Regions from separate parts of the Homo sapiens genome. Here region 2 is linked to region 1. The links are chromatin loops, found by intact Hi-C in ENCODE. Cell type or tissue: sigmoid colon. All regions are shown on one strand. Links, peaks and the distances in the headings refer to the core of each region. The heading gives the core; the rest is flanking DNA.

The links. Peaks named below come from ENCODE experiments on the same cell type or tissue, not always from the same donor. Only the 100,000 strongest peaks of a DNase experiment are listed, where the experiment ranks them.
Region 2: a loop joins it to region 1, with 5 times the contacts of the local background. A loop is called at or near these places in 1 of 110 quality-filtered maps.

Annotation. Positions count from the first base shown.
Region 1 is chr19:3,967,178-3,970,077 of GRCh38, forward strand. DAPK3 (death associated protein kinase 3) reads right to left here. Exons shown (of 9, transcript NM_001348.3): 2 at 2,497-2,652. The coding sequence starts at 2,558. Among named protein-coding and RNA genes, the nearest start is that of DAPK3, 2.5 kb to the right of the region's middle. RefSeq lists an enhancer at 2,344-2,900 and a silencer at 2,494-2,788. In sigmoid colon, for the core only: no CTCF peak of the experiment used is centred there; DNase peaks (open chromatin) are centred at 974, 1,684 and 2,424; H3K4me3 peaks cover 2,321 bases; H3K27ac peaks cover 2,119 bases.
Region 2 is chr19:4,646,780-4,649,679 of GRCh38, forward strand. All of the region lies in intron 1 of TNFAIP8L1 (TNF alpha induced protein 8 like 1), which reads left to right. Among named protein-coding and RNA genes, the nearest start is that of TNFAIP8L1, 8.7 kb to the left of the region's middle. RefSeq lists an enhancer at 1,666-1,805. In sigmoid colon, for the core only: a CTCF peak has its summit at 1,538 (motif pointing left); DNase peaks (open chromatin) are centred at 302 and 1,672.

The sequences.
Region 1 (2,900 bases), core at 121-2,620:
CAGTGGCTCACGCCTGTAATCCCAGCACTTTGGGAGGCAAAAGCGTGCAGATCACGATGTCAGGAGTTCAAGACTAGCCTGACCAACATAGTGAAAGCCACGTCTCTACTAAAAATACAAAAACATTAGCCGGGCGTGCTGGCAGGCATCTATAATCCCAGCTACTCGGGAGGCTGAGGCAAGGAGAATCGCTTGAACCTGGGAGACGGAGGTTGCAGTGAGCTGAGATTGCGGCATTGCACTCCAGCCCGGGCGACACTGCAAGACTCCGTCTCAAAAAAAAAGTGTGGGCTGGGGCCAGGCACAGTGGCTCACACCTGTAATCCCAGCACTTTGGGAGGCAGAGGCGGGCAGATCATTTGAGGTCAGGAGTTCAAGACCAGCCTGGCCAACATGGCAAAACCCCGTCTCTACTAAAAATACAAAAATTAGCTGAGCACGTTGGTGGGCGCCTGTAATTCCAGCTACTTGGAAGGCTGAAGCAGGAGAATCACTTGAACCCGGGAGGCGAAGATTGCAGTGAGCCAAGATGGCACCACTGCACTCCAGTCTCGGCAACAGAGCCAGACACCGTCTCAAACAAACAAACAAAAATTGCTACATTCTGGGCCTTCATCTTGCACTTCATGTATCTCTGAGAATGTTCCAGACCACTACCTGAAGCAGTGCCGTCAGAACAGCAGACACTGGCCACCCAGAGCTGTCAAACCCGTGAGGTGTGGCCAGTCCCGAGAAAAACTGCGACATGAAATACACACCAGACCTCCAAGGCTTCACGGCAAAAACAGAAGGCTAAATACTTTTTTTAAAATTATGAATTTCTGTTTGTTTGAGAGATGGGGGTCAACTTATGTTGCCCAGGCTAGTCTTGAAGTCCTGGGCTCAAGCGATCCTCCCGCCTTGGCCTCCCAAAGCGCTAGAATTACAGGCGGAAGCCGCCGCACCTGGCCCTGCCTGGTTCTTTTTACAAGCTGCATCCTATTCCAGCCCTGATGCAGTGGTTTGGGGAAGGCCATTTAAGAGGCTGCTGTTCCCAGCGGGGTGCGGTGGCTCACGCCTGTGATCCCAGCACTTTGGGAGGCCGAGGCAGGTGAATCACCTGAGGTCAGTAGTTCGAGACCAGCCTGGCCAACATGGTGAAATCCTGTCTCTACTAAAAATACAAAAATTAGCCAGGGGTGGTGGCGGGCTCCTGTAATCCCAGCTACTCGGGAGGCTAGGCTGGAGGCCGAGGCTGCAATGAGTCGAGATCGCATCACTGCACTCCAGCCTGGGCGACAGAATGAGATAGTGTCAAGGAAAAAAAAAAAAGGCTGTTATTCTGGTAAACGTTCTAGCAACTACCCCAGTCTTAAGTCATTCCATCCATGTATGTACAGTTTTCCAATGAATTAATTCCTAGAGGTGAAATCGGCGAGTTAAAAGAAATTTGGCTGAATTTTGCTGACTTTTGCCAAACGACCCCTAGCAGGAGGGGTCAACACTGAAGCATGAGAAGGGGGAGGAGGGAGCATGCTTTCTCTGCCACTAACGAGGAAATTCCTGAAGGAGGGACCTCAGGATCCCAAAAGAGCCTGCAGCACTCTCCCTAGCCTGACACAGAGCTCACTTATTTACATTCCCTTCTGGTGACATCATGGGGAGGCTCCAGGGAGGCTGGCCAGTAGCAAACTCACCAAATAAGGCTGGAGGCTCTACAAAAGGAGGCAGGGCCTAGTGGTGCCTGGCTAGTCTGGAGGGGGTGGGGCCCCAGGGGGACCCTCCAAGGCCCAGACAGGCAGGAAATCAGCTGCCTCCCTGGAAGAGGAAACCTCTGCTTTTTCCCACAAGCATGTTAAACAATTGACCGAGGTTTGGGCCCAGCTGGGAGACACGCCCCTCCCTCCCCCCACTTTAAACATCCAAGAGCTGGGCAAAAAAACTAAAGTGCCTCCCACAAAAGAGGATTAACACAGGGAGATTTTTTTTTTTTTAAATAAATGGGGTTTCACTCTGTTGCCCAGGCTACAGTGCAGTGGCACGATCATAGCTCACTGCAGCCTCCTCCAACTCCTGGGCTCAAGCCATCCTCCCGTCTCAGCTTCCCTAGTAGCTGGGACTACAGGCATGAGCTACCACACCTGGTTAATTTTTTTTCATTTTTATTTTTTGTAGGGATGGAGTCTTGCTATGTTGCCCAGGCAGAAGACACATCTTTTAATAACAAAAGCAGCTGGCATCTGTTGCTCTGGTGCCCCATGCCAGGCACGGTCTTGGCTGCTGTAACGGCTCAATTACTTTTCTCCCCACAGGAAACACACAGAGGATTCCCAAGCAGGAATTCACAGCCGGGGCTGTCTGACTCCACGGCCCAAATTCGTTCCCCCACCGCATGATACTGACTCATTCCTTCTCAGCATACAGGATAAAGAACAGGAAAGGAGAGCTGCTGTTCAGAAAACCCCACAGCGCCTCTCTCCTATCCCTGGAGCCCAGCCGTGCGGGCAGACAGCTCACCTGCCCAGCTCCTCCCCCATCTCATAATGGTCCTCCACGTCCTCCTGCCTGAACGTGGACATGGCGGCCGGTCCGCCTTCCAGCAGCTTCCACTCCAGGGAAAGTGCAGTCACCGCAGCCTGGAGATAGGACCTCAGGAGTCCCCTAATGGCAACCCTGGAGAAGACAGGGAAAGACAGAAGTGAGGAACTGAGACACCACCCTTTTCTCCTAGATTAATGGACAGACCTGTCCAGCAAACACAAGCCTCCCACCTCTCCACTCTGAAGCTCCAAACTCGACAAAAAGAGGTGCTGTGTTTACTGGGCTGGGTCCTGTCATGTCACCTCTTAGAGCCCCATAACCACTCAAAAGTTTGGTAACAGCCCCACTGGGCCACCTTCACCCCGCAAAACTCTCTCCAG
Region 2 (2,900 bases), core at 134-2,633, 680 kb after region 1:
GCCACCGCGCCCCGCTAATTTTTTGTATTTTTAGTAGAGACGGGGTTTCACCGTGTTAGCCAGGATGGTCTCGATCTCCTGACCTTGTGATCCGCCCGCCTCGGCCTCCCAAAGTGCTGGGATTGCAGGCGTGAGCCGGTGCCCGGCCCTTCCTGAACATTTCATAGAAGTGGGATCACACACTTTGTGGCCTTGTGTGTCTGGCTTCTGTCACTGGGAATGATGTCCTCAAGGTGCATCCACGCTGGAGCTTGTGTGTGAGCCTCGTTCCTTTTATGGCTAGAGAACATTCCATTGTTTGGACCGATCTCATTTTGTTTATTCATTCACCCATTAATGGACATACGGACATTTGAGTTGCTTCCACTTGCAGGCTACCCTGGGTCACGCCGCTGTAAACTGTGACGTGCAAAACAAGTGTTTGCGTGGTGTATGCTTGTGTTTCTCTTGGGTAGATCCCCCAAAGTGGAATTGCTGGGTCCTATGGTAACTGTGTGTTTAGATGTCTGAGGAGCCGTCGGACTGGGTTTTTTTGTTTTGTTTTTTGTTTTTTGTGACGGAGTCTCGCTCTATCACCCAGGCTGGAGACCTCGGCTCACTGTCACTGCAACCTCCACCTCCCGGGTTCAAATGATCCTCCTGCCTCAGCCTCCAGAGTAGCTGGGATTACAGGTGCCTGCCACCATGCCCAGCTAATTTTTTTTGTATTTTTAGTAGAGATAAGGTTTCACCATGTTGGCCAGGCTGATCTCAACTCTTCACCTCAGGTGATCTGCCCACCTCAGCTTCCCAAAGTGCTGGGATTACAGGTGTGAGTCAGTGCACCTGGCTTTTTTTTTTTTTTTTTTTTTTTTCCTTTTGAGACAGGGTTTTGCTCTGTTGCTCAGGCTGGAGTGCAGTGGTGTGATCATAGCTCACTGCAGCCTTGACCTCGTGGGCTCAAGCGATTCTCCCCCTCTCAGCCTCCCGAGTACCTGGGACCACAGACCCGTGCCACCATGCCTGGCTAATTAAAAAAAATTTTTTTTTGTAGAGATGGGATCTCGCTATGTTGCCCAGGCTGGTCTTGAACTTCCCAGTTCAAGCAATCCTCCTGCCTTGGCCTCTTAAAGTGTTGGGATTACAGGTGTGAGCCACCTTGCCTGGCCCAGATGATTTTGTAATGAGGAGGCAGCTTGGGGTCTAGAAAGCCAGGGCCTTAGCAAGGCAGGGATGGGATCTGTTTTGATGCCTGCTGTATCCCCAGTGCCTCTGTGGTCTCTTCTGCAAAGCAGGCAACCTGGCCAGTACCAGGTGGGAATGACGAATAGGCACAGGTCGCTGGCTCAGGACACTGGGGTTTGGTTACAAGCTTCTGCCCCAGGACAGCTGGTGCTCCATAAATGCTCGTTGAGCCACTGAATGGGTGTTAACACCTGAATCCCAGAAGCTGTAGCAGGCTGTGTGTGTTTGTGACGATGGCAGGGTGCCCTGGCATTTGGAGGGCGATGCCCCTAGGCCCCAGGCAGTCCCTAGGAAGGCCCCTGCCCTGTAAGGGCTGATGCGGCCGCTACACCGCCTCCTGCAGGAAGGAAGACCCAGGTTTATTTTGGTCCTCGGCCTGTTCCCCTGGGAGAGCAGTCATCCTCCTGTCTGGCTGCCTGGATGGGAGCGTTTCTGGCAGAACAATGGGTCAGGGAGGAGGAAGGGGAAGGCCAGGCAGCTGGGCCGCCCCAGGTGTCAGCAGGTCCCGGGGCTGCCCCGGCCGTCTTAGGAGTGTGGGGGCCAGGAAGGGAGGCCACAGCTGCTTGCCCCCCATCCCTCTTCCTGTTGGCCTTGCAGGGGGCGGGGGTTGCTCTTGGGAGCCCAGGCCCTTCCTGAATCTGTAAACAGGCCTGACTCCCGTCCGGAATCAACTTCTTCAGCCTCAGGACTCACAGATGGGAAAGTCAAGGCCCAGCGAGGGGCACAGCCCTGCCTGGGGTCACGGAGCTCCCGAGATGGGCAGAAAGATGTGGGCTCCAGGGCCGATGGGGTCCAGGGGCCTCATCCCCAGATGCAGAGAAAGGCCTTTTCCTCTTCGAGTCCCCTCGGTTTATTCATCTATGAACTGGGGAGGCTGGACCCAGGGGTTCGGGAGTTTCCTCTTAGAATCTGCAAACATCCTTTTTTTTTTTTTTTTTTTTTTGAGATTGAGTTTTGCTCTTGTTGCCCAGGCTGGAGTCCAGTGGTGTGATCTCAGCTGACTGCAACCTACGCCTCCTGGGTTCGAGCGATTCTCCTGTCTCAGCCCCCAAAGTAGCTGGGACTACAGGCGCCCACCACCATGCCCAGCTAATTTTTGTATTTTTAGTAGAGACGGGGTTTCACCATGTTGCCCAGGCTGGACTCGAACTCCTGACCTCAAGTGATCCTCCCGCCTTGGCTTCCGAAAGTGCTGGGATTACAGGTGTGAGCCACCGCGCCCGGCCAGCTTTTTTTTTTTTGCACAGGGAATCTCACTGAGATAGAACTAGGTCTGCAAGTTCACAGAGCTGAGGTGGGCACGGAAGGGCGGAATTCCAGGCAGTGGTTGCAGCCTCTCGTCCAGAGGAAGCTCACAGCTTAGGGGGCATTGCGGTTTGGTCACAAGCTTCTGCCCCAGGACAAAGTTCGTTCCGATCTTCCCCATATTTCAGATGGGGAAACTGAGGCACATTGTTAAGTTGCTTGCTGCAGAGGCCAGAGCTGGGAGCAGGCCCTAAATATCAGGGTTGCCCTCTAAGACTCACGGCCAGTTGAGGGCGTTAGGTGGGGAAGGCACAGGGAGTTGGGGTTCAAGGGCGTTGAGAGCCAGTGGTTACTGTATTGCTGTGTGGTCTTGGGGAAGTGGCTCAGCCTCTCTGAGCCTTTGTGGTCTCTTCTGCAAAACAGGCAACCTG